Linked DNA regions of Homo sapiens: region 1 is linked to region 2. Evidence: chromatin loops called from intact Hi-C (ENCODE). Cell type or tissue: prostate gland. All regions are shown on one strand. Each heading gives the region's core, and the rest is flanking DNA. Links, peaks and the distances in the headings are about the cores only.

Region 1 (15,895 bases), core at 4,711-8,710, 100 kb before region 2:
CTGCATTTTCACTCATTGTGGGGAAGGGATGTTCACACTGCCTTGGTTTACCGGACTGCCACGTGAAACTCCACTATCTGCTAAAGTAAGCTAAGAGCAGAGCAGAGAAAATCAACAGCAGCACACGCCGCCTGCATCCCATGCGCACCTCCGGCCACGGCCATTGCTCACCTCTGAAGACAATGCTGCATTTATGTTGGATTCAATAACACAAATGGAGCGTTCACAGGGCAAGGAGACCCACCCCAGGGCTCCTGAGGGCTTCCTAATGAGGATCCTGGGAGCCGGGTGGGTGGGGATGAGGCCCAAGCTGTCCCAGGCCCGGCCCCACACACCAGCTGCAGAGATGAGAACCACAATCGCATTCACGCATTCGTGCGCCTACGGCTGTGTCAGACGTGACTTGTGCTATTTCTGTATCAAAAACCATTCAAAATGCCACGAGTTCCCAACAGAAGCTGCTAGTGCTTTTGACCCAAAGCACCCTGAAGAAAACAATAAAACCTTCTCTCCTTAAAGAATGCAGCATCAAAACAAAAAAGTCTGTATTCTCATGAATATTCTACGGTACAGCAGAAAACGGCTTTTATAGGTTGTGCCTTGAGAAACATATTAAGACAATCAGACTCCTGACGTCAGTGAGAGCACAAAGGCCGCATTCAGAGTCCAATGGGAGACGGTCAGTGTGCTGTGAATGAATTCTCAATCACAAACAGAAAAACCTGTTAGTCTCTCTCTCTCGCTCTTTTAAAATAAATGTTCATAAAGAAGCATACTGATTTTCCACGACATGCTTAGGTCCTCTTCTCAGGACGCGATTTCATGCCATCATACAGATATGGAAGAAAAAGAGGCACTATTCTTTAGGTAACACAGTCAATGTTTAGGGTCTCTTCAAGTAAAGAATGACTCATTCAAATCAAGGGAAAAATAATAGATATTTCAACTATGTAACCATGATTTCCTCTTACACTGATATTTTGCCTCTATGTGGGGGTGGGGGGAAGAGAGAGGATGGGACAGAAGAGGAGGGAGACAGCACATCAGAAATGCATGACTTAGCTACAATGTCCTTCACCCTTTATTTATTGTGCAGTGTGCCATCCATGCTGAAGAACAAGTATGTTTAGTAAAAGAACAGTAATGAAACCAGCACCAGTGCATCCTCCGCTTCAATGAGGCCCAAACGTCACCCTCTGCGTCCCTTCAAACCACATGCACCCCCTACCCCGTGAGCAACATCCTGACCTTGTTAAGTGTCCTCTTGCTTTGCTATGATAATAACATCTGCATATATGTGGCCCTGAAAACACGTCCTTTGCTTTCTGAAGACTGAAGGCAGCAACACCAGTGCAGTGGAAGGAGGAGTTGACGATGGTTCCCGGGACAGGACAGTCTCGAGTCCGAGTCTGCCGTCAGCTTCTGGGACAGGGGACCAGAGCTTCTTCTGGGGTGAAGCCACGGGTGACCCCCAGGAAACCAAGTACACCCCGTCTAACATCTGGCAGGGCAGTCATGTGGACCAGAACCAGGTGCCAGAAGGTGTGGTCTGGGGGGTGAGCTGCCCTCCATGGTGGCCACCTCCAGCTCTCAGGTGGGAACTGGGCAGAAGACCCCCTTGGAGAAATGAGTGACCTCGGGGAATCGAGGCAGTGGGGCAAGGAAGAGAGAGTGGGGCCATGTGGTCAACAGAGGTCAGGCACAGACAAGCGGCTGAGTGTTGCATCCTCAGGTTTAGGCAGCGAGGCAGGCAGTCTGGTGAGGCCGGCCCAGACGCTGCCTCCGAAGCTGTGCCACTCACCCCGGGCAGGCGCTCCCTCTGTCTGCACTGCTGCTGGCCTGGACGGGTCCAACTCCTCCAGGGGATTCCCTCTGTCTCTGCCCTACCTTAAGTCTCCCGCTTCCTTTGTCCCAGCCATCGTCTTCCTTGGTTTATTTTCTCACTCTGCAGAACTCAGGCTCCAGCTGTGTCTTAAAAAGGGAGGCATGAGAGTAAGTTCTGCACATCTGAAAACGTGTCGATTCTCCCCTTCACGCGTCCTGACTTTGGCTGGGTATAGAATTCCAGCTTGAAGACCATCCTTCGCCTTCGGGATTCTGAAGGCGCAACTCTGTTGTCTTCCTCTCCCAGTACTGTCAGGAAAATGGGCGCCACGTGATGCTGCACCTTGAGTGTGACTCGATGTCTCTCTCCGGGTATCTATAAGGTCTTCTCCAGGCCCCCAGCGTTCCGAAATTTCGAAGCCGTGTGGTTTGGTGAAGACCTTTCACACCCACTGCTGGGCGCCTGGCTGGTCCTTTGGAGACGGCAGCTCCCGTGCTCCCATCGTAGGGGGCTCCCTGAAGCACTTCATCAAGGGTTCCCCTTTCCCATTCTCTCCTTCTGGAACTTCTACCCCTTGAGTAGGAGATCTCCCAGAACAATACTGGGTCTTTTCCATCCTCCCTGTTTTCCTTGTCTTTGTCTTACACGCTTCTTCATGTGTGATTTCCTTAAATGTATATTCTAACCTTTTAAATGAGGTTTCATGATTTTTGCTATTTTGTTTCTAACTGACAAATAAAACAGCCATTTTCAGAGGACAATGGACCCTGGATATTCTTTTTTTAAAATGTCATCCTGTTCATATTTCCTAGATAAAATATCTTGTCTAGTCTCTGAAGATAGTAATGATAGCTCACTAAAAGTTTGTGTGTGTGTGTGTGTGTGTGTGTGTGTGTGTGTGCTGAGTGTCACCCAGGCTGGACTGCAGTGGTGCGATCTTGGCTCAATACAACCTCCACCTCCCGGATTCAAATGATTCTCATGCCTTGCCTCCCGAGTAGCTGGGATTACAGGTGTGCACCACCATGCCCAGCTAATTTCTCTCCCTTCCTCCCTTCCTTCCATGTTGGCCAGGCTGGTCTCAAACTCCTGACCTCAGGTGATCCTCTCGCTGTGGCCTCCCAAAGTGCTGGGATTACAGGCCTGAGCCACCAAGCCTGGTGACAAGTTTTCTTTTCCCTGTGGAGTCTCTGTTTGCTCTCCACCGTCCCTGCAAAAGCCTCCCCTCAGGTGCCTGGTTGCCCCTGGTTATGTGTTGCCGAGTGTGAGTGGAGGCACGAAAACCACCTGCCAACTGTGGGCACAGTCTGGTTCTCAATGCCAGGCTTCATGGAGGGTGACTGGAGGTGGCATCATCAGGAACCCCCTGGCTCAGTGCCCAGAGAACCTTCCCCTAGGGCTGGCCTACTGTCCACGAGAGGCGCCTCTCCATCCTGGGACTAGAGGGTGAGAGCTGGGCCTTCAGTGTACCAAGGGAGGGACCCCCTACTCAGTGTTTGCTGTGGACACAGTGACTAGCCCCCCGTTCTTGCTGCAGTACCCACATCCTCAGCTTGCTCCTGTCCCCATGCAGAGGCGCTCAGGATCATAGTCGCTGGAGAGCACCCCTTTGTGGCAGCGCAGCTTCCATCTGGTGAGTTCTCAGTGCTCCTCGTGGTTGGCTGAGATCTGTTTTTTGGGTCTGCTGAATCGCTGTGACTCTGTCACCTGCTGTCAGTTGCCAGGCTCTCATTCGTGTCGCCCCTCTTCTGTTCTCCCCATCTTTGTGAGCTTATGACCTTTCTCTGGAATATATATTTTTATCTTTCATGAGAAATTCCAAAAATACACAAAAGCATGAAGAATAGTGTAATCAAGCCGATCTCAGGTCCTCTGCTCATCCACCACTTCCCCACCTTCTAGATGACAGGGAAGCAGGCCCCAGTCGTCACTGCGAAGACTTCCAAATCAAATGCCATCAACACACGCAAATAAATGGACAAGTCTGTAATATTATGAAGTAGCCAGAAAGTGTCCCCATAGTTTCATAAACACTTTTAAATATTTTGTTCAAATCACGATCCAAATACATTGTAATTAGCTGATGTATCTTTTAAGACCCCTTCCCCTGACCTCCTGCTTCCTGCCCCCCACCACCCCCACCCCGATAATTTATTAGCTGAAGACATCGGGTCATCTGCACTTTGCTGATTACACCCTGGTGCTGACGAGCAAGGCTCTGTCCCCCGTTCTTCTGAAAGCTGGGTGCTCACCGAGAGGCCTGGTCAGAGGCAGCTTAGACTTCCCAGCAAGGCCTAAGGCGAACCCCTGCTCTCTGGGTGGCTTTTTTGTGTTGCGAAGGCTCAAAATGATCACTGACTAGATTCTCTCATCAGGGTTAAAAACAGAGCTCTTCGAGTCCCATCAGCCCCTCTCCATGTGTTAGCAGGACCATTTCTATAACGGGAAGGAATCCAAGATCAACTATCTTGTTACTCTCACAAACAGCGCTTATGAGAAAGGCAGTGTCATGCTTGATTCTCTTCCTCGGTTTGCCCATGTCTGAAAATCCTGAGTGGGTCTCGTGGCAGCCTCCAAACTCGAGCAGTGAGGAGGGTGTGTTTTCCGGTCACTGTTTACGAATGCTCACAGTCCTGTCCTTGACGAGCAGGAGCCCCGTGGTTGGATCGGGCGGCCCTCCAGACCCTGTGAGTGCTCTCTGAGAGCAGCGCCCTGTTCTGCTACCAGATGCTTTGGGGTCTTCCTGTACATTTCTTTTTTTTTTTTTTTGAGATGGAGTCTCGCTCTGTCACCCAGGCTGGAGTGCAGTGGCACGATCTTGGCTCACTGCAAGCTCCGCCTCCCGGGCTCACGCCATTCTCCTGCCTCAGCCTTCCGAGTAGCTGGGACTACTACAGACGCCAGCCACCACACCCGGCTAATTTTTTTGATTTTTTCAGTAGAGGCGGGGTTTCACCGTGTTGGCCAGGATGGTCTCGATCTCCTGACCTCATGATCCATCTGCCTCGGCCTCCCAAAGTGCTGGGATTACAGGCGTGAGCCACCGCGCCCAGCCCTCTTCCTGTACATTTCTTGACCCCTGTGTGGGTCCCTTTCTTGGGAAATAGTCTTAGAGACCACAGTCTGGAGACTGGGGTAAGCGCTGTTATTGGGTTGGGACTTACGAACTATCGATCTTTACTGGCGTTTTTGTGAATTTCCTGAGGGACGGACATGCGTGTTTGACCTGCCATCCCTCCTCAGAGCTATGGAGAGCACCTCGCGCTGAAGCTGACATTCAAACGCCTGAACGGTCATAACTGAGACCCATTCCAAACGCTGACTTACATGTGATGTCATTTTCCCCCAGTGTTCTTAACTGAATTGCAACTGTTGTATTTACCATGGTGGGGAGGGGCACGCACGCAAAGTAGAGACGAGGTAGAGAAAGTAGAAGTATTCTTTAAGGTAAAGATATAAAAATATTCTGTAGATAACATGTAACTTAAGTGGCCCTACCTTGGAGCTTCGTATGTAGGTGAGTTTTTATATGCCACTTCTGTTTCTCTCATTTAGATGGATATATGCAATGCCAAAGACAAAAGCTTATGTTAACAATCACTGTAAGTTAAATTATGCTTGAAAAATAAGAATAAAAAATATTATGGTGCAAGAAGAAGGTGCTTTGTATTGCTTTCCATTGAAATCAAAATGTAAAGAAATAAATGCAAAGAGAAGATACAGTGGTATTTATGGATGTGCACAGGGGAGGCTTTCTCTGTGTGGGGCTGGGCGGGAGAGAGACGCGTCACAGGCAGATTGCATTCGACGCCGTGCTCGGAGTGGCGTTCTCGGTGCAGAGTTCTAGCATGAAGGCAGCTGCAGCACATGGCCAGGCCTGGATGGCACTGCGCTTTAGCCTTCTAGAAAAGAAGGGAGGTGGAGCTCTTCAGGCTCCCTGAGAACTGCAGCAGAGGAGACTGCTCGCTCGAGCAGGAGGTGGGAGAGGGCCCACACAGGAAACTTCCCCTGCCTCCTTGTCCTCTTCACTACCGGGGAATCACAGGGCCTGGGGTGAACTCTGGCCCACGGCCTTTAGTGCTGATGTATTAATTCATTTAAGGGACACCCCGCTTGACAGGTGTGGGAAACTGATGTACAGACAGTTTTAAGTGACTTGCCCAGGGCCACACACTAGTGCACAGCAAACCAGAACCCTGGCATCCTAACCTGGCTGAACAGTGAGAGGAGGCTGGTCTTGCTGGAAACATCAGGGGCTGAAGGAGTGTTATGGGGAGCTCACAGGTCACCCAGGGGGGTGCCTCAGGCTGGGTGTGGTCAGCAACACAGGGATTTGGGAGCAATGAGAGGGCCTGGGTCCTAACCTGCCGTAGAGACCCAAGCATCCCTGAGGCCTCAGAACTTCTGCTCCGGAGTCGATGGTCTTCCAAAGCCAGCACTGGGGGCCTGCCCGACCCCTCGGCCTGCTCTGTGTGGCTTGGGCTTTGGTTTCATTCCTGACCAAAGGCCAGGCCCCCCTGTAATTACTATTTGCTGAGAGCCTACAGCCCACAGCTCTCCGTGAATAAAGTCACTTTTTCCTAAAAAGCTCCTGGGGCTGTGGCAGCAACCTAGATCTGCTCCCACAAAGCTGCTCAAGGCCGAGACAACAGCCCCAGAGGCACAGCCAGGCCCCACCTCCCTTCTCAACAGCACCAGAAAAACAGGTGACGAGAGGGGAAGCCCGGCCAAGCCCAGCCTGCTGAGCACAGAGATGGAAACGACACATTCCTGAAACAGTATTTTCACTGCTAAAAATAAAAAGCTACAATTAATACCAGGTGTGCATTTTACTCCACTGTCTTTTTGTTTTTGTTTTTATGTAAATCGGCTTTCACTTGCACCAAACTCAAAGCACCTTCCAAATCTACGTTTTCAAACTGCTTTCTTACTGGCAGAAAAAAAGTCTAAGTAGATGCATGCATAATAAGGTATGAACTCAGCCCAAATCTGTGCCACTGAGAAGGGTGGTCCCTGCAGTTGGCAGGATCTTTCCCCAGCCTCCACCCCCCTGCAGGCATCTCCAGCATCCCAGGGCTTCTCCGGGTCTGCTGGACCCGAGAACATTCTGATGGAGAAGGCGAGCGGGTGCTGCTGGAGGGCTGGCTGTCTCCATGCCCTCACCTCATCCACGAACCTTGGAACCAGCCTGAGGGGACACTGGCGTAAGATGGGGACTACCTATAGTAGGAAGCTCTGCAGTCTCCAGTACCAGACTGCAGGATGGTATTTGTCAGGAAAGCCTAATGAGAGTAATCTCCACCCAGAATCTCCTTTTAGGTTGTCTCACAGGACACTCAGATAGAAAGACCTGGTCTCTCCAAATTTCCAGTGTGGACTTAAGACACGAGAAGAAACAGGTAACACCTGGAGACAGGCAAAGTGGGGCAGTGGACGGGGCGTAGACTTGGGTGGGGTGTGAGTTCAGACCCAGCGGGGTGACTCTGGAGAAGGTACCCTGGCCTCCATCTATCGGGGCGACAGCAGGATGTCTGCTTGTTGCAGGGCAACCGGAGCTCTGGGAGAAGGGCTGGCATGGGTGTGGCTGGTATTCAACACAGGACTCTGGGAGAAGGGCTGGCATGGGTGTGGCTGGTCTTCATCACAGGGACAGGATGCACCCTCCACGCGGGAGGGGCGGTGGCAGGGCCATGCAACATGGAGAATCACCGTCCAGGAGAGACAAGGCAAGGCTTCCTCGATGGAGCTGTACCCCCTGACCTCATGAGCTCCACACACTTCTGGGACAAAACAGCAGGCCCAGAAAAAGCTTTTCATCACCCAGGGTGATAAACCCAGTGATCAGGATGCCACGAGTGTGTCCAGGAGGGCGCAGGGCTGCAGGTTTTGGCATGTCCTGTTAGTTGAGCACCAGGAAGGCAAAGAGCATTGACAAGAAAGGAAGGGCCTGTCCACGCCGCCTGAGCAGCAGCAGACTGATCGCCGCACCTGGATGTAGGCTACGGGGTGCAGCACAGCCCAGGCAGCAAGCCCAGACTCCTGGGTGCTGGCAGCGCTGAGTGGAGCCTCAGCCCTACAGGCACACAGCCCTGCAGGGCTCCTGTGCCATAGGGTGGCAGGCAGAAGCTACCGCGAAAAGGCCAAGGGCCTGACCTGTCCACTGGTCCAGCAAGAGAGCGGGAAACACCAAGGGGAAGAGCTCAGTAAGCCCAGTGTGGATGCCTAGCCCTGGAGACTCCAAACCCCCAGCAAGTGGGTGCCCACCCAGCACAGACAAGGTGGACACAGGTGCACCTGGGAAGAATCCTCCCTGTCCCTTTTTAATAATAGAATTATTCTAGCAAAATCAGTGTCAGCTTCACACACGAGTCAAGGATAAAAATACGTTTGACCGTGCTCAGATTTAGAAAATTCCATTTTTTACTCTAACTAGAAGCCAAGAAGGCTCATTGGAAAATACAAAAATTACACTTTCAGGATATAAGAAAGAAACCAAAGGACCTGCCTTTCCCTCCCTCCAGGATCACTAACCAGTATGAGTCCTGTGGTCTCGAAGCTGAACCGCTTTAACTGAAACAGACTTGGGTTCTAAAACATGCATGAACTGAACGTCCACGGTCTGACTGTCTTCTGTAAAAGGAGGGTGTGGTGACTGCCGTGGTGACTGCCAAGGCGACCACAGACAGTTGCCCATCCCTGACCCATAGTCCAGTAGGGAAAGACTTCACTGCAGCCTCCATCCCTCACCCCCAGCCCTGGCTGGGGATTCCTCAGTCTGCAAAACCTTCTGTATGCAAAGCAGTGGAGATGAGGGACTGCGAGGTACTAACACAGACACGACACTAAAATGGAATTATCAGCTTCAATGGATTCGAGTAGGACTCAGAAACACTCCCGCTTCATAAGGCACCAAGAAAATAGGAGCTGATTTGTTCTCCACTGAAGAGGGAGAAAGAAACACTGGCTTTCATTTCCTCAGCGCCCTTCCCACAGCTCCTGGTTAGGAGTCCGGGTCCAATGCATCCATCGAGCTCTCTCTCTTCCAAGGGAAATAAAAAGCTCTTCATAGTGTAGGAGAATGAAGGGAAGAGAATTCGAACAATGAAGCAGATTCTGGTAAACCTCATATTCCTGTGTAAAGCAGGAGTCCTCATTTCTAAGCATCTAGCCTGGCGGCTTCTGTGAACCTGTGAGCTCCTCTCTGCGCAGGGCATCCTGCTGGCCGGCCGTGTCCCGGCGTCCCCATGCTGTGCAGGTGTAGTGACTGCAGATAGACAGCCGACCACAATGCTGACCACGATGCAGCGGCCCCTGTGCCCGGGCCACGGGCCCTCCAGTTCAGGCAGTGGTGACTCGGCCTGGGCTTTATTAGAAAAGGCACCCTGAATACACAGGGCTCCGTAGGGAAGGTGTCTGTACTGCGGAGGGTTCGGGAACACAAACACGATTTCCCAGGCAGAATGTCAGGAACGGCAGGTAGCTGGCAGGCAGGCTGCGATGGGCCCAGGGAAATGGGCAGAGGGCTCTGATTCGGATCACGTCCAGTGAAACCGGCCCTTACAGTCTGCCATCTGCACTGCCAGCCCCTACGCTGGCCCAAGAACCCCTGCTTTCAGGGAAAAGAGGGTCCGTGGAGGGCTGCACCACTGAGGTGTGCTCAGGAAGGGCTTAGGGATGGACCAGGCGTCCCGGGCCTGGCACAGAGAGTCTGCCGCTTCTCGCCCTTCAACAGCCAGACCCTGGGAATGGGTCAGGTTTCAACCCTGCATCCAACCCTCCAGGACAGAGGGCACCCCAAGTCTATCCTCTGGAGCTCCTATCAGGGCAGGTGCTGAGACCACGGAGGGGCCTCTGATGGCCCCTTCCTCTGTTTTCAGACACCAAAGCCTCTTAGGGTCCCCATTGCCCCCAACAGAGCTAACCCCTGCTACCTGGGTCAAAGAGCTAACTCAATGTCACAGGGAAGGTGTCTGTGCTCCTCCCTACCCCACCTGTCATCAAAGCTGATTGCTAGGGCCTCCCCACCTTCCCCCGTCCCCGAGCCGCCTCTGTCCCTCAGCACTGAACTCCTGCAGGCACTCATCCTTCCGGCCTGGTCTCCCCACCCCACGTGGCTGGCAGGTGGCAAGGCCTACATTTAGGCCAGGGACTCAGGTGCCAGAGTCTGTACTCTGAGCTGCAAACCTCTACATACTGTCAGAACTCTGGAGAGGCAATATTTGAAGATAGATGGCTGACAATTTTCCAGAACTGGTGGGAGACATGCATCTACAGACACAGAAAGCACAACGATGCATGAAAAAGCAGAATGGAATCAAGACAACTTCAAAGCGAAACAGCAGACCGCTGAGACAGAGTTCAGAAGACCCCGCAATATGGGCAACGTTATCCAACAAAGGAAATGCAGTCACAGAAGCCAGGACCAGTGAGCCTCTGAGAACTAAGAGAAAGCCACTGTCAAGCTAGAATCGCATTCACAGGGAAGCTATTCTGCAAGAAAGCTCAGGATATAAACATATACCAGGCTGAAAACTAAGAAAGTTTAAAAAACTCACCAGGAAGCAGTCAGGGGAGGATCAACAACATGGAGGTGGGCAGAGAAAGGGGGAGGGAAGAAAAGGTGAGCAAAGAACTGGGGGCTACGGAGAGAAATCTAAACAGACTTCATCTGAACAACACAGGAAGAAGAAGAAAGAAGAAGGAAGAGGAGGAGGAGGAGGAGGGGAGGACGAGGAGGGAGGGAGAAGAACAAAGAAGGAAGAAGGAAGAAGTTTACCTAACTTGTGGGGTTGAAGTGAAGGAAAATTTAAATAGTAGAGAACGGCAAGAGGTGAATGGGGAAGGGGTGCTCAGTGTTAAAGTGTCTGTAACCCACGTGTTGTAGAGGTCAGGGACATAAAATAGGGACTTTAGACATTTTAAGCTCATGCAGTAACGTTTCACCTTAACTGCCAGGAATAAAGCACATCACCTCCAAAGCAGCGGTCAGGTTGGGGCAGGATCCATCAGAAAGAATTTTAAGGAGAAGAAAGAAATAATTTGTTGGATAACGAATATGGCTGTTAGTTACACCCAGTGGCTTACGCCTGCAATCCCACACTTTGGGAGGCTGAGGCAGGTGGATCACTTGAGCCCAGGAGTTCAAGACCAGCCTGTGAGGCATAGCAAAACCCCATCTCTACAAAAGCTACAAAAAATAGCCAAGTGTGGTGGTGCATGCCTGTGGTTCCAGCTACTCAGGAGGCTGAGGCGGGAAGATGGCCTGAGCGTGGGAGGCAGAGGCTGCAGTGAGCTGAGATTGCACCACTGCACTCCAGCCTGGGCAAAAGAGCAAAAACCTGCCTCAAAAAAAAAGAAAGTAATTAAATAAATGTTTTAAAATACGGCTGTTATATACATGCACACATACGTGCACACACACACACACACACACACATGGGTATGGCTGGTTGCCTCCCAAAAGAGGTGCACCATTGCATCTATAAAGTCTTACCAAAAATAACCAAGCTTGAATCTGATCAAACCTCTAGATCTAACTGCCAATTTATAGGAAATCCAGGCAACAAAGGAACATTTTAAATGACATGACAGGGCTAAAATCAAGTAAAATTTAGAACCTAGGAAGGAAAACTCTGTGGGACAAACAATACAGTGTCTTCAACAGATAAATCTCAAGGACTGAAAAAAAAAAAAAAGGTAGGAAGAAGAAACCTAGAGATTAACTGAGGACTTCATGACAGGTGCCAATCACAGTGTATGAACACTGCTTGGACCCAGAGACTCCTGGTACCAAAAGTCAAACCACAAACTAAAAAAGTGATTTTAAACACCATCAGGGATATATCAACATTGGGTAAAAATCTGCTAATAATAAAGAATGGTTCATCTTGTCTAAATATGTACATCATCAATGCAGTAAAAGAGTCCCTATCTTTTAGAGAGCTAGGCACTAGAATGTTATTGATGAAATGACATGGTGACTGGGGTCTGATTCTGAAAGACTGAGAGGCTGGGGATGGGAGGGAGGCCTAAACGCAAGTACTGGAGGGACTGCCCTGGCCTAAGCCACCTGACCACGCCCCAGGGCTCACTCCACCTGCTCTCCCCACCGCTGGGTATGCCTGTAATTCTCTACAATAGAAAGTTCAATTTCAAAAAAAAAAAAATTTCTAAATATCTATGGGCCAAAGAAGAAGCCATAACAGTTAAAAAGAATAAGAATGAAAAAAATACATACAAAATCTTGTAAGATTCTGTTTACTATAATTAGAGGAAACTTGGTAGCCTTAAATACTTATTATGACAATAATAATACGAACTGAAAGACGAGATATATCTTTAAGAAATTAGAAAAGCAACAGTAGAACAAATCCAAAGAAAACAGATGAAAGCAGATAATACATAAATGAAATGAAATGTAATCATTACATACACTCATATACACCAAAATAATTTTAAAAAGTGATTCTCTCAAAAGACCAATACAAGACAAACTTCTGTTATGAGTGATTTAGAAAATAAAAAGAATAGGCACAAATTAAAAAACATTAGGAGTTTAATCACCTAGCCTCAGATATGGCAGAGATTTAAAAAATAAAAAAATACAAAGGAACAACTTGAGGCCAGTAAGTTTTAAAACTTACATGAAGTAGACACATTTCTAGAAAAACATTCCAAAGTTGACAAAAAATAAATAGAAAACAGAATTAACCCTATAATCATGAACTAAATTGAATTAATACTTTAAAATCTTTTCACAAAAATCATTTTAAAGGCAGCGACAGCCACGTTTCAACTAATGGATCATGCAACTTTAAACAAACTCTTCAAGAGAATGCAAAGGGCAGGCAGGATCCTGAGCCAATCCTATGAGGGGAGAATAAATATCCTTTTAAAAGAACTGGGCAAAGTATAAAAAAGACAGAAAAATTACAGTCTTGGTCATAAATACAGTCACAAAAATCTCAAATAAACTATGAGCAAGCTTAATCTAATAGTCTATAGAAAAGACAGCAGACCAATACACCTGGTGTTTTAACACAAGAAAACACAAGAAAAGGCCGGGCGCGGTGGCTCACGCCTGTAATCCCAGCACTTTGGGAGGCTGAGACAGGCGGATCACGAGGTCAGGAGATGGAGACCATCCTGGCTAACACGGTGAAACCCCGTCCCTACTAAAAATACAAAAAAAAAAAATAGCCGGGTGCGGTCGTGGGTGCCTGTAGTCCCAGCTACTCCGGAGGCCGAGGCAGGAGAATGGCGTGAACCCGGGAGGCGGAGCCTGCAGTGAGCCGAGATCGCGCCACTGCACTCCAGCCTGGGGGACAGAGCGAGACTCCGTCCCAAAAAAAAAAAAAAAAAAAAAAAAAGAAAACACAAGAAAAGCAACCTATGTACAAACCACCTATAAATCCAACTCACCGTTAATTATGATCATCTTCAGAATGAAAGTAAGTATATGTTAAAATCCAGCTATTCATTATAAAAGCTGTTAGCAAACTAGAAATAAAAGAGCGCTTCTTTAACCAAAAAAGAGTTATCTATTAAAAGGTCCCAGCAAATATTGCTTTTAATGGTGAATCCTGAAAAAGCTGATGTAATGATACAGGCACAAAGGGAGGGAACACAACTCCTGATCCAGACTCCAAGGCTACAGATACTGAGCTCCTCCCACCCCCACCACCTGCAAAGAGAAGAATGACAGGGAAGTCAATAGAGCTAATAAGGAAATGTAATACGGTGTTAGATAAGATCAACATAGAAATCCAATTCCACTTCAACATACTGCAACAAGCAGAAAACCTAACATAAGAAACAAAAAAAATACAAGGCACCTAGAAGTATTTCTAACAAAAAATGAGAACGACCTTTATGGATAAAAATTATAAAATATATTGAAAGACTTTTTTTCTTTGTTTGAGACAGGTTCTCACTCTGTCACCCAGGCTGGAGTGCAGTGGCACGATCATGGCTCATCGCAGTCTCCACCTCCTGGGCGATCCTCCCACCTTAGCCCCTCAAGTAGCTGAGACTACAGAGGCGCGCCATCACGCATGGCTAGTTTACGTATTATTATTTTTTAAAGAGGGGGTTTCGCCATGTTGCTCAGGCTGGTCTTGAACTCCTGAGCTCAAGCAATTCATTTGCCCCAGCCTCCCAAAGTGCTAGGATTACAGGTGTGATCAGGCCACTGTGCCTGGCCCTGAAAGACATTTTTAAATGGTCTAAATAAATGGCAAGATAGCTCGTATTCAAGGATAGGAAGACTTACTATTCTAAAGATAGTGATTCTCTCCAAACGGAACTACAGGTCCAGTGCAAGGTAGTTCATGATCTTAAAAGCTGAATATAAAACTACATGGAAGAAGAACTGAGAAGCAGTTGAGGTGGTCCCAAAGAGGGTAGATGCAGGTCCTTTGCAGATTACTGTGGAAAAAACAGGGTGTTCCACAAATGCAGCTGGGACAAACACTTATCCTACTATTCTACGGGGAACAAAAAGATGGGATTCGTCCCTATTCACACCACAGGCCAAAATGGATTCCATGTGGATTAAGACTCAAATGTGAAAGACAAAATGTTGAAATTTTTAGCAGACACTATTGGAAAATATCCTTGGAATAGAAAACTCAAGATGTGAAAAGTGCTTCTTACGACAAAATATGACGTTGTTACATCTGACTACATTTAAATTAAAATTTTCTGCTCACTAGACAGCCTTAAAAAGTGAAAGGCTGAATCTCAGAGGAGCTACTTTAACACAGCAACTGACAAAGGACCTGTATCCGTAACATGTAAGTAACTCCTATAAAGCCGCCAGAAGGAGAGAATTCCAAAGAACAGCAGAAGGTATGAATGGGTTGGTCACAGAAGACCCTGACAGCAGGGGAAACAAAGGATCAAACGCTGGACCATGTTAGTGAGGGCGGAAAGGCAAATCAGACCCCTGGAGACCCCACTTTACGCCCACCGACCCAACTACGGGTGGAGAGGCAGGGAGCGGGGGCGTGGGAGCAGCAGCAGCATGAATGAGACGGGGCCTTCTAGAACAGTGGGCTTTCTCATAGACAGCCGAATCTCGCTTTCGTGACCCAGCAACAAGCCCTCTCCTTAGGACAGCCACCCTTGAAAAATTCCTGCACGTCTACACAAGGAGAATGGTACAAGGATATTCATTATAGCAGCATTAACTACAAACCGCCCAAATATCAACAGAGCAACAGATAAACAGTGGAATATTGAGAGTGTAGAATTGTATCTGGCATGAAAGTGAACGAATCCCAGCCATGTGGAATGACGTAAATGAATCTTAGAAACAATGCTGAGTTAAAAAAACACAAAAAACAAAAACAAAAATAAACAAGCTGCAGAAAACGACGTCAGTATGATTTCGATTATTAAAAGCTCGGAAAAGCAAATCCAAACCGTATGCTGACTGAGGAAGCATACTTACACGGCAAAACTAGTTTTTTAAAGAAAGTAACTCAGTGCTAAACCCTATTCTCAGCGTTGTGTTTTGGGGAGTGGTGAATGGCTTTACTACAAACGTGTACATTTATTACCCGGCCTGTGAGCACAACGGCTTGGGGCTCCCTTGGAGGAGACCGGCCCTGCTTAAACCAGCACAGGGAAATGTCTTGCCCCACTTCCACCAAAAGTGACTCGCTTGTGACACAAGGTCCCCTTTATATTATCATAATAAAGGAGGAAACGCCAGTTTAGAGGACAGAGTGACGGCACAAAATCCTACCATCCTGAATTCCTGGTGACAGAGGACACTCAACAGGTGGGATAAGAACATTTATACAATGACCTGCTTGGGATCTGAGCCTGGAACGCGGCTGAGACCAGAACCCTCTCGAGTGAAAACCAACCAGCTCCTGCGGCACCTTCCACGGGACAAGGACGAAAAAGCACTATTCCTTCGCCGGCCAACTCTTAAAGGGGATTTATGGCATGAACCTGATCACAGAAAACACACTCCACAAACACTGAGGGTCCTTTACACATGCCATCCTAAAAGAAGGTGGATGCTGGCCTGTCCTGCTTTACTGGACAGTATTTGAAAGG
Region 2 (15,895 bases), core at 6,479-10,478:
CCCAAACCTTGGCCGCAGGATGAGGCAGGCCCACAGCTCTGTCAGACAGCAACCCAGGGTCTCTGAAGTGGACTTCGCTCCAGAAAGGGTCCCATGCTGTCCCAGAGAGCAGCGATCCGTGCCACCAACCTGTGGGCAAGCCACAAAGGTCCCCGCTAGAAGATGGGACCCAGAGCTTTGCATTGCCATTTAACTCAGACACTGGTGTGACAGCATAGGGTTGAGACGGGGTTGCAGAGGTCAAGTCCAGACTCTGCGGCTCCCTGGCTGCCCGGCTATGAGCTACTGTGGAGCGGTGCTGTGCTGCGGTTTCCTTAACGGAGGGAATCCAAAGCAGGACATGAGAACGCCTGTGCATCACCTGTGGTCACTGCTGGCTAATGAGGCCTGGGGATGCCAGGCCCCAATGGTAGCGCCCATCACAGTGCCAAGGACTTGCCTCGGGATTGCACCACGCTGTCACCATGAGCCCCATCCCCTCAGCACCCTCTGGGCTCAGCCCCACCTGACACAGGGCTGTGCCACAACGAAGGCCACAAATGCAAAAAGAAAATCTTAGAAAGACTATGTTTATCACTTTAGAACTTTTGAGAAAATTGAGACCTTGAAAGTGAAAGTGAACTTTCAAAACAGAAAGGTAAATAGTGTTCTTAGAATTCAAGCGGCAACATGTGCCTCTTCCACAGGGCCCCCAAGTCAAATCATTATTCCCGGTGCCGCGGCTGCTAAGTGCCTCTGTCCCTACATGGCCACCACTACTGATGCTGAGATGAGAAGACACCAAAAAAAGGCAGGAATTAGCACAATATTGAAGAGATACCTGTGTGTCATGGGTCTTTAGGGTTGCTAAAATATTTCACAGGATAAAAAAAATTAATGGACTAAAACATAAACAAGAAATTCCAAACCAAATAATTCTCCTCACCAAACATTTGCTGACAGCAAGCTCAGGGAACAGCAGAGGCCCGTCTCGGTATTCCGGAAGCAGCCAGACCTAAGATCAAATCCAGGCTTGACGACAGACTGGGCTGGTGCCCTGGACAAGCGGTGGCTTCCAGAAGCTGGGGGAGCCCCTGGGCATCACGTGGAGATGAGAGAAGATGCTTCCAGAACCTGACACACAGTAGGGATCCGGAATCGCCAGAGCTCTTGCACCTCAGAGGGAAACAGGGTATCCTGAAGTTCAAGTGCATGCACACCGTGGATACTCTAGGGTCCCAGCAACCCCAGCTATTACAATCACACTGTCACTGGGTGAACGCTGTGCACTCTACAGGGGCCTCCTCATTTAGTCATCATAGCCACTGGGGATGCAGGTGCCCCTGCAGCCTCATTCCACCCACATCCGGTGCACAGCACACACAGGATCAGCAGTGATAGGAACAGCCTGCCACTCTTTACAGAGCCGTGAGACTGTGGCTAAATCATTTATCCAGCACCCAACAACGTGGAAATCATGACACTCCACCTACAGGGGCTAGGCTAGAAAGGCATTTAATCAAACATTTTAGAATGATTTTCATTTAATTATCTCTCGGAGACTTAACTGTGTCATATGATGAACAACATTATTTCCTCCTAAATGTACTGAATCCGGAAGCAACCCTTCATGGCCATAGCCTATTTTTTTTTTTTTTTTTTTTTTTTTGAGATGCAGTCACTCTGTCGCCCAGGCTGGAGTGCGGTGGCGCCATCTCGGCTCACTGCAAGCTCCGCCTCCCGGGTTCATGCCATTCTCCTGCCTCAGCCTCCCGAGTAGCTGGGACTACAGGTGCCCGCCACCACGCCCAGCTAATTTTTTGTATTTTTAGTAGAGACGGGGTTTCATGTTAGCCAGGATGGTCTCGATCTCCTGACCTCGTGATCCGCCTGCCTTGGCCTCCCAAAGTGCTGGGATTACAGGCATAAGCTATTGCACCCGGCCTGTCATAGCCTACCTTATTCCAAATATCCAAAACCTGGAACTGGGGGCAGCCTGCCACCATGAATATCCTCTCAATGTCAACACATCCACTGCCAACATCAGAGTGAAAATGCCTCATGATTGGTCCATCCTGTACAATAGGTTTATTTGTTTTGTTTCAAATGCCAAGTAGAGATATTTAAGTACAGGGACAGAGCGTGGTGCAATGATCAGGACGGAGGTGCCTAACAATCCCAATAAAATGCTGACATGGGCTAATCTCAAGCAGATATTCTGATCCCCTCGCACAACCACGGCACTGGGGTGCCGAAACCAGAAGAGACATGCACACGAGGCAGGGCGAGTGGTGTTTATTACAGCTGTACAACTGTACAACGGGAGGGCAGCGACACGTGCTTATTTGTATTAATGTTTAACAGACTAAGGGCCAACATTTGCTTACTGGCTAAGTGATTTTCAATAGGATGCACTGAAACAAAAGCCAATTCCTTGAGTGAGAAGCGTCATGGGTAGAATCACGGAGCAAGGTCCTGCCCACCTGCACTGGTGGCCTCCCAGCAGCTCTCATAGACCCTGGACCCAGCACAGTCCAGCTGGGGCCCAGGGACTGGCACAGCTGTTCCGCTCTGCTCCCGGCATGTCACAGGGGAGGCACACACCAGACGAACCAAACCAGCAACAGAGCGGAGAGCCTGCAGGGACGCAGCTGGGGACTAAGCAGATGGGAGACCGGCAGTCCTGGGGCTCGGGAGACAGGGGAGACAGAGAAGGAAGAGGGGTCCCATCAGAGGACTCCCTGCAGTGCTCCATGAATTTCTCCCGAATTCCATCCGTAAGTGCCTTTCAATCCATGCCACTGAGGGCATTTCTGCTCCTTGTGACTAAGTGAACTCCTCTAGGGCGTCCCTCTCTCTAACACAGAACTTCTCTTCCAGTCTCCTCAACAACCTTGGGAAGGAGCATAAATTCAGCAACACACTGATGCTGGCCCAGGCTGTGCGCTGTGAACCTACTCCCATTCCAGTACAAGCATCCCCTCTTTTTACCCCAACTGGGAAATTCAAACAGATGAAGCCTCATCCATTCAAATCACTGATAAAGGATGATCCTCAAACTCTCAGTCTAGAGCCTTCCTGAGAGTGCGCTGTAGGTAGCTACTGGCCACATGTGGTTACTTAAATTGAAATTTAATTTAATTTAATTTGAAATCCAGTTCCTCGGCCACACCATCCATGTGTTGATGTGGCTGCTGACAAGCTCAACAGTCAGGCATGACCAGTGGCTGCCCCGATGGGCATTGCTGCTATGGACCATTTCCGCCATCGCAGAAAGTCCTGGAGTGGAGGACCAAGGAGGCCTCTTCTTTATAAAGCCCTCTTTGTATCCCAGTGTCTTTTCCTCTTTTTCCAAATGAGCAGGAAAAAAAAAAAATTCCCAACTGAACTTGACTCTGCTCCACCCATGTGGATGAAGCCAGGCTGAGCTTCCCTGCAGAACAGGAATGAAGACACAGAAGTGGAAATAGCACACCTTTGTTTCCCGGAGAACCCCAGGAGCTGTAAAAACACCCGAACTCCCCTCTCCGGTTCTTACAGAATTTTTCCGACTGCTCTTTCCTTCTTTATCCTCTTCCATAATTGCACGCTGCGTGATGGGAGGGAGAAGTGAAAGAGAAGGGAAAGAAGCTCGTTTTCCTCATTCCGTACATCGTGTCCACGCAGTGCCAGGAAGGGCTGCAGAGAGGAACGTCTTCGGGGTCCATGTGGGACCCCTCCCTAGGGCAAGGGCCCTTAGCTCTGGGCTTCTCTTTTCCTGGGGCTGCCCGTCCAGAAGGACAAGCCCTGCCCCCTCCTCCGGGCTCCAAGAGCACTGCTCATTCCTCCTGCTGCTGCTGCTCAGCCGGGTCCCTCAGCCCCGGCGGGGAGCAAGGCCTTCCTGCAGCAACCCCTCAGGCCAAGCATAGCCAGCACCCCTCATGCCCCTCATGGAGCCAGCCGGGCACCACCCCCTTACTCAGCGGCAGAAGGCCCCTTCTGGAAGGGGGTATCTCCCTCTTCCCAGCCTCTGGTTCTAAAGTCGGTCTCCCATCCCAGCCACGACGAGGGGCGATGGTGGGGCGTATGCAGCGTGGGAACTGACCCTGCCGTGAACATTCCTCCTGCCTGCTGAGTCCTCGATCTGCTCTCAAAGTAACAGCTCCAGGGCGAGAGCAGCAGCCCACAGCCAGTGATGCCAGGCGAGGCCAGTGATGCCAGGCGAGGCTCCCACACTGGCCCACATTTCTAAATTCTGCTGGTGCTTTCTTTCTTTTTTTTTTTTTTTATTTTTCTCTCTTGAAACAGGGTCTCCCCTCTGTCACCCAGGCTGGAGTGCAGCGGTATGACATGGCTCACTGCAGCCTCGACCTCCTAGCTCGAAGGATCCTCCCACCTCAGCTTCCTGAACAGCTGGGACTACAGACGCATACCACCATGCCCAGCTAATGTTTTTAATCTTTTCTGTAGAGAGGAGGTGTTCCTATGTTGTCCAGATTGGTCTCAAACTTCTGGCCTCAAGCAATCCTCCTGCCTCAGCCTCCCAAAGTGCTGGGATTACAAGTGAGAGCCACTGTAGGCCTATTTCTTTCTTTATGAAAAAAAGTAAGAGTAAATTGTGATCAAATACTACAATGCTACTGCGGTGTGATTCCTGAATGGTAAAAACCTTACCATGCTTTGTTTCTCCATCAGATGCCTTGCTCCTCACTACTGCCAAGGAGATTACGCCTAAGACTGATGGTACAAGTCTTTTCTTTAAAACAAACAAACAAAAAAACACAACAACAACAAAAAAAACAGGCAGGGGGTGGGGGATTCAGAGTCCTTTACTGTGAGGTCAAGAATAATTCCTAGCCATGGAAAATAATCTCTAATGATGCTATAAACAGACAGCTCACCAAATCAATCAGAAAACATTCTCAGTATCATTCTCAGTCTGTCAAGAACAGAAAACCTAACTCCTGCAGGCTTTACTGTGAAATGCTTAGAACTCTGTCCTGATTGGAGAACATGGCCCCTTGTGATGGACAGGCAGGCGGCGGCCAAAGCCCAGAACCCAGCATTAGCCAAAGGAGGCATCAAGCTGAAGTCTCGGGTGAGTTCATTTCAAAGTCAAGGGCAAGGCCACCCTGGCAGCAAATTCTTCTGGCTACTCAAATTCGAATATTGCAGAACTAGCACTAGAGTTGCCAAGCTATAAAACACGAGCAGAGAGAGGAGGCCCTTCCACAGGAATCCAGATTAGCAAAACCCCTTGCTCTCTTCATCAAAACTCAGATAAGTTAGCTGAAAACCTGGGGACGGAACAGCTTCCCCCAGGAAGGAGAATCCACGTGGGGCCATGACCAAGCACTCCAAACACTGCAGCGGGCGCTGCCCCTCTTCCAGCGACACAGTGGGAGCAGCCCAGCCATCCAGTGACTTTTTGTGGACATGGCCCAGCCCCTCAACCCTCGAGCCAGGACCCAGTCCAAGAGCACAGCACCCTCCACTCTCCCTGGGCCTGAGCATGGCACCAATGTGCTTCACGCAGAGCGTTTCGTGGGCGCACCCCTGCAGGAAGAACCATCGCTGCTCAAGGCAGTCATCTAAGAACTGCTCACTCTTGAGAAGGGCAGGTCATCTTACTCCTCCCCAAAAGAGTCTCTCAAGTTAGGCTCTCACCCATAGGAGGGACTTGCTGGGCGTGCGGGGAATGGCATTGTGGTGACAGCCCCAAGCAGGGGGCCACACAGGCTCAGGCCCGGAGCACCTTGGCAGGGAGAGGAAAGGTGTGGGCACTGCCTGGGCACTCTGCATGCTGGGCTGGGCGTCACCCCTGCCACCTCGGGAGTCCTCAAACCCCCCCCGGGTGGGAGAGGTCATCACCTCCGCGTACTGAACAGAAGCCCAGCTCAGGGTTCAGGGTGGGCCCCTGGATTCAAAGTGGCAACAGAGCCTGACTCCAGCCTCAGGGCGTGAGGCACCTGGCCCTGGCCTGTTCCCATCCCACACCCGGCTGCTCAGGCCTGGGGACAGGAGGGCACAGGGACAGGCCTGGAGGACAAGGTCCCTGGAATCCCCGACAGCTTGACAATGTGAAATAAGTTTCGCTTCCTTTTTATCTACGCTCCCGGATTGACTTGTCCTCCTCTGATGCCTGGTTCCTCTGCCATCAAGACCCGCCGTCTGGTGTGAAGGGAAACGTCCCTCACCCTTCTGCAGTCGCCACCGAGCACTCGTGGTGTGGCCCACAGGGCATCCTGCGAGAGCGTCACAAGCACCCCACGAACAAGACACGGCAGCGTGCTTCCTCGATCTCCCCGCTCCTTTCTCGGGACAGCCTGTGGCTTGTTCTCCCTTAAGAATCCTCTCATCAATGTTACGTTGTCAGCTTTCTCTGTTTTCTTTCTTTCTTTTTTTTTTTTAATTCACAATTGAGGAAACCAACAGGTTGAGCTGCTGCCTCAAGTAAAAAATTCAAGTCAGCCCTGATGCTGTCCATGTTTTTTGTAAAACTTGCTCACTTGTAAACAACGTCGGGCAGCAACTGCAGGCCTCACCCCTCACTCTTCAAAAGCGACTGCGACAGCTGCATCCCCCGTGCTCAACTGCAGGGCGCGGCACTCGCCTATGCTCTCATGAAGCCCCGTGCCAAGGGCTTCTCCGGGACCCCAGATACCCACCAGACCCTACAGGCCTGCCCCGTGGCCCTGGGAATGCTTGGCACCAAGGTCCCACTTCCCACCTCAGTCAAGCACCTGCCTCCCAGGCCTCACCAGTCTTCATCTCAGCCCGCCAGGTCCTCTCGAGCCCCTGGAGTGCCCTGTGAGCCACAGCTTATAAAGCAGATAGGACCAGCTCTGCATCAGACCCCTGTGTGCAGGCCCAGCTCCCCGACCCGTAAGCAGTTGACCTCAGACCAGCTGCTTAACCTCTCTGAGTCAGCTTTCTTACCTATAAATGAGGATAAAAGCAGGATATTCACAAAGCCCAGAGCTAGAATGCCTCAAGCAGTGTGAGCTCGGGGAAGAAGTCCACACAGGACACAAAGCCCAGAGCTGGGAAGGCCTCAAGCAGTGTGAGCTCGGGGGAAGGAGTCCACACAGGAGCAGTACCTGTTGCAATATTTTTATTACATGCTGGGAAGATTAAATGAGATAAGCCGTGTAAACACCAGGCACATAGAAAGCATGAAATGATACCAGGTGGTGGCATGGTGTTACTTTCATTATTAATAATTTGAAAAAGCAGATTAACAGCTCAGGCCCTGCTGAACTCAGAGCCCCCATGAGGATAGAGGCTATAACGTAACAGACATGAAACGTCCTGAAAGCTCCACGTGCAAAGTGAGTTGCTTATGCCTGCGTAAACTTCTTGTTCTTCAAAAGATATGCTGTTTTTAAAAGGGACTGACTGGTGAAAAAACCTCACACACAAGGCAGTGCCCCTTTGCCAGGTCCTGTAAACACTACCGTGTCCTGCCCTCGGCTCCTGGGGTCAGGAGCTCTCAACGAAGGTGTGACCCTTGTGCCCAGCGTGCAGACTCCAGGGGTAACTGCTTGCTTCTGAATCTCCTTAATGGAGCTTAGGAATGACACGCTATGGACGCTGACTGTCCAAGCAGAAACAAGGCCCCCTTGGGGGCTTTCTAAAGTTAGTAAATACATGTATATATAATATATATACACACACATAGGAGAACGCGAATGACTGGGCACCCAGGGTCTCTGTGGGGAGCCACATGGCCCAGCAGAGAACACAGTTAGCATCACAGAGTCCAGCCGTCCCCTCCCCACGTCAATAGGACAGTCCCGCGCTTTCTTCCAGCCGGCCTGGGGCATGTCAGGAGGCAGGGCCTGTACTGCAGGCTCTGTGTTCTTAGACAGCCTTTGCAGGGGGCAGAGGTGCCCACTGCCACATGGGCACACACAGGAGGCTCACCACGTTTCTTCAAATGCAGATGACAAAGCAGCTTGAGTAACACAAATACGGCCACACTCATCTGAGGATTGCTGCTGTGTTTTCTAACTGCATGGCCATGACCAAGCAGTCGGTTTTCATCCAGGTTGGTAGTCAGGTTTCTGAAAGCGATGGCAGTCGCCTCAGGGCTGACACGGGGAGTCTGCTTGGCACACCTTCACCCTCGTTACATTTTCTGGACAATGGTAGGGAACATTCCTTACTCCGCTGGCCTGTCAGCTTGGCTAAGCCTGGTGCAAGTGGCTCGCTGTGGGTCCGCGGCTCCATTACGGGGGAGTCTGGGTCATCTGTGAGCCCAACAGCGCCCTGCAGGCACAGACAGCCCTGGCTTCTGCCTCTTTCTTTGTGGAAGCCACTCTGTCAGGCCTGGGATGGAGGGGCAAGAGGCTTTCAAATTTTTCCTTATTGTTGTATATTTTTTAAAAAACTATTTATTTTAATGGTGAAATAAGTTCTAAAAGTTTCTGGACTTGTAGGTAAATGAATAAGAACTGAGTGTGGTTTTTAATCATGTTCACATTATTGGTGACGGTGCGGCTTAGTTTCATTTAGTGACTAAATTCTAGCCATCCCTAGACTGATGGCCACGAAACGTGTATTTCGAGTTGAAATACATTTATTTAACACACATGCACACACAATTACACGTGCACACAGGAAGCTTTAGCAAGTACTTCTCTGACCCCATTCCCTAAACACGACTGGGAACGAGGCTGCCGCTGCCCACACGGGCCCTGAATCTGACAGCATTCAAGGAGACCACGGAGGAACCGTGACAAAGAGCTGGTAGCCACCGGCATTTCAGATGAATGCAGCACCCTGGGCAAGCACAGTGTCTGCGTCTCCCCCACGCTGAAATGATTCCTAGTGTCCTAGACTGCCTGGCTTCACATGAGAAACACTCTGCTTAAGTAACTACTTCATCACTCAAGGTCCCAAAGAATGCTGCCCACCTCGGTCAGCCTTGCTTCTAGAAACCGAGGATTCTGGGTTTGGAGGCACCCCAGCTCTTCCCTGGGAAGTCATTTTCCTGAATAGATCTGACTTCCACTTATTTTCCTATCATTTCCCATCTTTTCATACATTTAGAAGGCAAAAAAAGTTCATCTTTCTAGTGATTCCAGGAGCTCCCTGGCCCATCCACAGGTGGGTGAGCTCCCACCCAGGTCCAGCAAGTCAGTGACTACAACAGAGGACACAGCCTTCCAGTGGACACGAGGACCTCAGAGGCCACCTGGCCAGGCCCCATCCACGGATGTGTCCCTGCCCAGGTGCCAGCAAGGACTGACTAATACCTGACCCAGGGCCAAGCTATCCTGTGTCCCATACTCGGCCCGTAGAGCCATCAAATCATCTGGGCCCCGACACACTTGTTTCGTACCTTTCCCGGTCATGATACAAAACATAAGCTGGAAAGGGTGCTCTTCACCTAAACAAGGTCAAACACAGGCACTACATCAGGCACCCCATGTTCCCCCTATATGCCCCCCACACTGCCCAGGTGATGGCAGAACCCAGGTCCTCGGGCGCAGAGCATCCAGGGCCCAGGGCCCACAGGGTTTTACATGGTGAAAAGGGGTAGGGGGTGAATGCTAAGGGGCGAAGGCAGGACCCCACCCCAGCCAACAACCGGGAGACCCTGGCCTGGTTTCCCACACACCCCCGAGGAGCCAGACAGGATCGAGAGAACCTTCTGGAAGGAGCTGCAGGGATGCATGGGGGCGTTCAGGAATGTCCAAGGAGGGCCTGAGCCTCCCGTGTGCACCTCCCCAAGGGCGCCTGCACCCTGGGCCCAGGGTAACCCAGAAGCAGCAGGAGCCGCAGGACCATAGGGGCCACCGGCAGGGTGGGTGATGCCATCCTTCCCACTCTCGCCCTCCGGCCTTCATTCAGCACTCTGGTGAGCCCAGAGGCCCGAGTCGTCCGGATGGCCCATCTCAGGCCACACCCTCCAGCTCTGTGCCTGCCGTCCATCCTGGGTGCCCACGAGGGGTCTGGAAACCCTGACAGGGAGGGAGAAGAGAGCCCTGGGCACAAAGCCCAGGGCCTGGGGCAGGCTCCGTGCCCCAATGGTCATCCTCAGATGAGTGGGGGCTGTGCTCAGGACCCTCAGGGGACCATGGGCTACTTTCAGAAACAAGAGGGTGTTCTGTTTAGAAGCAGAGAGCCGAGGAGCCGGAGGCCCCAACACAAGAGCGGCTCTCCGTGATGCCCAGAGGCGGCCACTGGGCCCCAGGAGAGAGGGGCTTGAAGGATGGGTACCCCAAGCTGTCAAAAGACCAAGTGGCTACAAAAGGGAACCCCCCTCCCACCACTAATCAGGGACCTGCCAGAGATACGAGGGCCCAGTGGTCACTAAGGCCCATCTCTGCAGCTCCGTCCTCTCACCTAGATAAAGTGAGTGTCTGCTTCCTGGACCTCGCAGACTCACCAGGGACCCTAAACTTGGTTTTCCAAATAGCCAAACGACAACTCCTGCTCAAGAAAACGCATGCAAGAGAAGCCCTCCTCACTCAGATGACGTTCTCATGACCGCACTTGGTCTAAGCAAATGCTGCTGGGATGATTTTCTTCAAGTTCTCTTTTAGAACAAGCAAAATGGAATGAGGATGTCGGAGTGTTTCGTGCTTTCTTTCCAGAGGGTTTCCCAGCCTGAAACGCCACCCCACAGCCACTGTGGATTTGGGGACTGTCACACACGTCTCCACGCACCCCGAGCCACATCACGTTTTGCCACTATCTCAGAATTCCTGATCTCCACCTGAAAACGGAACACAAGGCCCGGCAGCAACAGCCAGCAAAGTGTCCCCATCCCCCCCAAAGTGAGCGGCCACACAGCAATGAGTGGCCACACAGCAACGAGCTGCGAGGAGCCAAGGATGGCCCATCCCACCCCCAACGGTGAGAGCCGGGCCCATCACAAGCCCTCTCTGGGCCTTGTCACTCACCCTTCCTACACCCCATCACTCACCCTCCCTGGGCCCCAGCTTCCTCATCTGTGAGATGGGGGTGGTCAGCGTGCAGGAAGCCCTCCTTGACGATGAGCTATCAGCTTAGGGACAAGAGAGCTAGAGACCCGGGGGGGAGTCCACTGCCTTGGGGACACGAGGGAGCCAGGGTCACTTTCTTCCTCATCAAGCTGGCCCCCTGGTGACACGGGACAAGAGGATAACCTGCTTGGTACTCAGCAACAGGCTTTCCTAATAAGAATTCCACACTTCCATGAGGCTGTAATCAACTTGGGAGTGAGGAGTTCCTTAGCTTCCTGTTTTCAGAGAGTCTTCTTAGCAAAGTGAGGAATCTGCAGATCTCTCTGAAAGATCAGCTACCAAAGGAAAATAACAATAATGAAGATATCGTTGGTGGAATACATAACCTCCATCCACAGCCAGATACTGCTTCCGGAACCACACTTCGTATCCAGGTGAGCTCGTTTTTTGTATTTCAAAAGCACAAAGATCTATGTTCATGGTGTAGTCCAGGCAGAGTGTGGTTAACAGGCCTCCGGGTGTCCCCCCCTTCCAGCCCAGTGCAGGGGTTCAGCCGCTGCAGAAACTCCGAATCTGCTAACGTGAAGTGCCAAGACTGCTGTCCGCCAGCGCCCTCACTCCCCCAGGGCCTGTACCTGTAGCAGGAGGCTCACGTTCCGAGTCCTCATTGCTCCCAGACCCAAGGGCAAGGCTGTCACAGGCGAAAGACGGGTTCCCCTTCCTCTACACCCAAGCCCTCGGAAGCACGCTGCAGGCCCCTGGAGGTGCCACAGTGCTCCCAGCTCCCCCAGAGGCTGAGTTCAAACATTCTAAACGGATTCTTGATAACAAGCCGCCGGCTCGCTGGAAGACACTGAGCAGTTACATAACAGCACAGAAAATCCCTTACAAGTTTCTTAAAAAAGAGTTAATCGTACTGACTTGGTGCTTTACCTTCAGCCCAGACTTTCGCTTAATCCCGGAAACTGCTCCAAAGGCGTTTTTCTCAGGGCGTTCGGCGCCGTAACTCAGGAGAAACCCAAGTCCTGCTCTCCCGGCGGCCTCGCTGGGGAAGAATTCAGCCGCTCCACCCTGACATCTGGTTTCTATTTCATATCCATGTTGTCACATTACATAACAAGCAGATGATACGAGAGATCACCACAGTGTTTCGGCTCGAGAGTCACAAAGAACGCCCAGAACACTGTTTATATTGGGGGCCATGAACGTTCACCAAACCAGACTTAGTGCAGAGGCTGCACCCTTCCAGGCTGAAACCCAGCACCTACAGCAAATGCCCAAGGAAGCAAGAAGCGGGACCCCGCCTTCTCAGCCACCTCTCACTAACACTCAGCTCCACTCCTGCTTCCTTCCTCTCACTCCACATCCGAGTTAGAGGGAAATACGATTTATCTCTGGCCTGCATTTACTTCTCCTGCACCTGGCGGGAGGCTCTGGCCTTGCAGGCGTGCAGGAGCCCCTGCCAGTGAGGGCCAGCGAGGGGCCCAGGGAGAAGATGGAGGTCAAGTCATAGGGCCTCCACCGCAGGCAGAGCTCCGCCAGCAAGTATCCTGGGAGCTGGGGGGCCTCAAGGGAGGCAATCCCCCCACACACCATCCCCTTCCCCTTCGCTCATCTGGGGAAGCTGTGAGGACTGGTGTTGATAAAACATTCCAACCACACACTCAGACCATGGATGTGGCCGTGCCAGCAGGGAGGCCAGCAGCCCCTAGCAGAAGGGTGTTCTGGAAGCTGCCCCCTCCCATGCTGCTGCCTGGTCCCATGGGGCATGAAGGGAGGGTGGCCAGGGTGGCCCGAGCCAGCATCAGGCACAAGGCCCAAGGAGTTTCTCCAGAGCAGCCTGTCCTCTTCGGTCCAGAAAAAGTCAGATTCCACAGCAGGGTTAGCCGTCCAGTTAGGGAACCCACTAAGGGGCTCTGTGCGTAGAGGTGCTCAGAATCAAACCACTAAACCCCAGGACCCCCTGCTGGGGGAATGGTCCGTGGCAGTCATTCAGCCTTGGAGTGAACCGTTCTGCCCAAGTGCAAGTGAGAACACAATACTTCTTATTATATACAGAATTGCCAAAGCCAACGTGATTAGTAGAAAAACCGACATGTCAGTGACTTGGGGGTCTGGTTTGCCCCAGATGTGGGTGGAAACCCCAGGCGTCCCTCAAGCCTGGTCCAGAGCTCCACAGACAGCAGATACACAAACTCTGAGTGACAGCATTGGTGTTTAGCAGATTCTGGATTTTGCTCCCCCCCGAACCAAGTATAGAGAATGTTTCACAGAGTAGCTTCAACAGAAAATGGCCACAGTGTGTCTGTGAGAGAGTGTGATGTTCCCGGGGGGATGGCTGGGGCCAAGGGAAGGCCCCTCCCATGAGCCCTGCCTCCATGAGACTGCGTAGGGCAGGACTGCCAGGCAGAAAGAACACAGCACAGGCACAAGGGCAGACCCAGGCTGGCAGGGCTAAATGGCTTCAGGAGCTCCCCCCTCTGCCCCCCAGGGAGTAAAGGCAATGATGCAAATATGATAAGCAAACAGAGGTCCCAAAACACAGAAAGGGCCAGGACCCTGATGCCAACCAAGCAGACCCAAAACTGGGTCTGGGAGCACAGGGCAGGGTCGCTGAGTGCAGAGGGGCCTCACTCAATGTCCAACACTTCCCTCCAAAACAGACATGCTGGTGAGAGGCTTCAACCCTTCCACTGGCCTGACACCTGGATCTCTGCTGCCCTGTGCCAGGTTAGCCACGTCCAACACCACCACGGCCACCGGCCATTTAAGAAAACGAACCCTGACGTTAACCTGCTTGAGCCCTAATACTAAGCAAGAGCAGCGCCACAATTCCAAAACTGCAGAGAGCGCCTTTTAAACATTCTGCTGAGATCTGCGCGGTCGCGGTCTGACAGGCAGGCCTTCTTGGCTACCTGTGGTTTCATTCCAGCATTAACAGGCACCTAAAAGGCCTGTGAGCTTTTGTGGGGTCAAGCAGCATCAGCTCCACTTTACAACCCCGCAGAGTGAGGTGTTAGCTCTGCAGCTCCAGGGCAGAGCCTTGCAGCCTTAGGGCCAGGGGGACGGCCTGGCCCCTTCCGAGCTCTCAGCAGCCTGAACTCCACGTGTCCCCTGCTGTGTCACTGGCATGCTGGTCTTGCATGGCACTGAGATGTGTGGCACAAGCAGGCACCAAGCCCGGAGACACCCGACGCTCACCGTTAGACTGGGTAGCATTTGTCAAGCGCCGAGCAAACAGTGGATGAAGTGTCCTCAGCCGGCGTCAGCTGTTCTGATCCGCAGAACACATAACTCCTGGCACTCCTTTCCAAGCATCCGGGAAATGTAGAATCCAAGTGTTACACCATCCAGTTGAAGATGACAGATTTACGATATAAAACGGCACCCGCGACTGAGGACTTTGTAGGAATGGAGGCCGCTGTCATTATTTCATGGGTGAGGGGGAGAGGGACACTGTGACCCATGACAGGAAAGGACAGCTCAGCCCCTCCAAAACCACACACAGGGGACTCCGTTTCTCACAAAACTTCAAGTTTCTGTTCTACGCAAACATTACAACACATTTTAAACTACATTCTGACACGAAGCTCCCGTGCTTTTTAATGGCAGGTGTTACAATGATCATGGAACAGTGATGGGGCGGTGCTTCCTCACGGTGACATGGCAGGGAGAAGTCTGGACCGGAGCCAGCAGGGTCCTTGACCTAAGAGGCCTTGGGCAGCCCACGGGGCAGCTCTGAGCAATCTCCTGTGAAAGGAAGAGCTCAGAACGGGTTCCTCTAAAGGTTCCTTCCAGAGCAGGGGTTCTGTGGTTCCCTGGGGCCCTAGACTAACATGAGGAAGGGGAAACAGAGAAGAATGCCCACTAAAAGCCTTACCCAAAAATTGAAAGCCAAGAAAAATCACACCAGATCATCTCAGTTTAGACTTGAGGAACCTCGGCGCTGACATCACTGTCACCATCACAAAACACTGGCCACCAAGGTGCCACCTACCACACTGCAACCTGGAAGGAGGGGCGGGCAGGGGCACCCCTGGGCAGGGCAGGACACCAGGCCAGCCAGCCACCCACGCTACAGAGGAAATGCAGCCCCTCCCAACTAAGAGAACCCTGGTACCATCACCACAGCCTTGGTGCCAGGGCTCCTAGCACCTGACAGGGAAGATGAGAAGGACATTGGCTGCCGCCAAGAGGCCTGCTGCCCACCCCCAACTGCACGGTGGTGGTGCTGCCAGCACCACCATCCATGCTGGCCCAGGAGCCCACACGCAGGGCACGCACGCACGTAGTTCCACATTAGGCCCTTTCTTCCTCAATTGTTGGAAAGAAGGCCAAAGCCAGATGATGGTGAAATTCACGAGGAAAATGTCCCCGACTGTCCTCCATTCTAAAGCAAACGCTAAGAATGGGCTGCTGGGCTTCAGCAGAAGCCAAGTCACCTTTCCTCTATGCGTCCAATGAAACGAAAACATCCACACTTGTCTTTATAAAAACGGAAAACTGCATCTGGAACAAGGTCTGTGGCGTTTCTTCCAGCGTGTCCCATGGACATGAAGTTGGTCTTCCTATGGGTCCTCCAAGGCACACCCCTCGACTGCACCACAGCACTGAGGGCAGAATGTGGTGGTGGCCCAGCTGCCGTGGCGCCGGCAGACTAGCCTGGTACACGGAGAGGGGAGCCTGCTGACTGTGGGTAGGCCACGTTCCCCCAGTGTCTTCATCTGCAGAGGGAGACCGGGAGCCTCTGAAGACCGCTCCAGCTCTGCACTGTGGGGGCGGCCGGCCAGCAGGCAGGCAATGCTCTCAGGCCCCACGCTCCTCTCACTGGCTGCCGACGGGAGGCAGACGAGGTGCCGGGGGCAGCCTGCAGAGCAAGGAGTCAAGGTGGCCAGCCTGGGGCAGGGTGTTCCCCCAGCCAGGGAGCTTCACTCAGGCTTGGGCTCTGTCCCGTGCCTCCCCGGGGGCGTTCCGAGGTGGCG

What was found. Hi-C counts contacts between places; a loop is a spot of excess contacts. Peaks named below come from ENCODE experiments on the same cell type or tissue, not always from the same donor. Only the 100,000 strongest peaks of a DNase experiment are listed, where the experiment ranks them.
Region 1: a loop joins it to region 2, with 2.4 times the contacts of the local background. A loop is called at or near these places in 1 of 110 quality-filtered maps.

The regions. Positions count from the first base shown.
Region 1 is chr2:239,195,158-239,211,052 of GRCh38, forward strand. The region is part of intron 3 of HDAC4 (histone deacetylase 4); the gene reads right to left. It overlaps HDAC4-AS2 (HDAC4 antisense RNA 2), which reads left to right. Exons shown (of 2, transcript NR_198956.1): 2 at 1-2,583. Among named protein-coding and RNA genes, the nearest start is that of HDAC4-AS2, 9.5 kb to the left of the region's middle. RefSeq lists enhancers at 1,093-1,593, 6,169-6,735. In prostate gland, for the core only: no CTCF peak of the experiment used is centred there; a DNase peak (open chromatin) is centred at 6,519; H3K27ac peaks cover 454 bases.
Region 2 is chr2:239,297,241-239,313,135 of GRCh38, forward strand. The region is part of intron 2 of HDAC4 (histone deacetylase 4); the gene reads right to left. MIR4269 (microRNA 4269) reads left to right here and starts at 8,222; the gene lies at 8,222-8,305. RefSeq lists enhancers at 5,899-5,988, 10,325-10,971, 13,666-14,166. In prostate gland, for the core only: no CTCF peak of the experiment used is centred there; a DNase peak (open chromatin) is centred at 8,081; H3K27ac peaks cover 2,782 bases.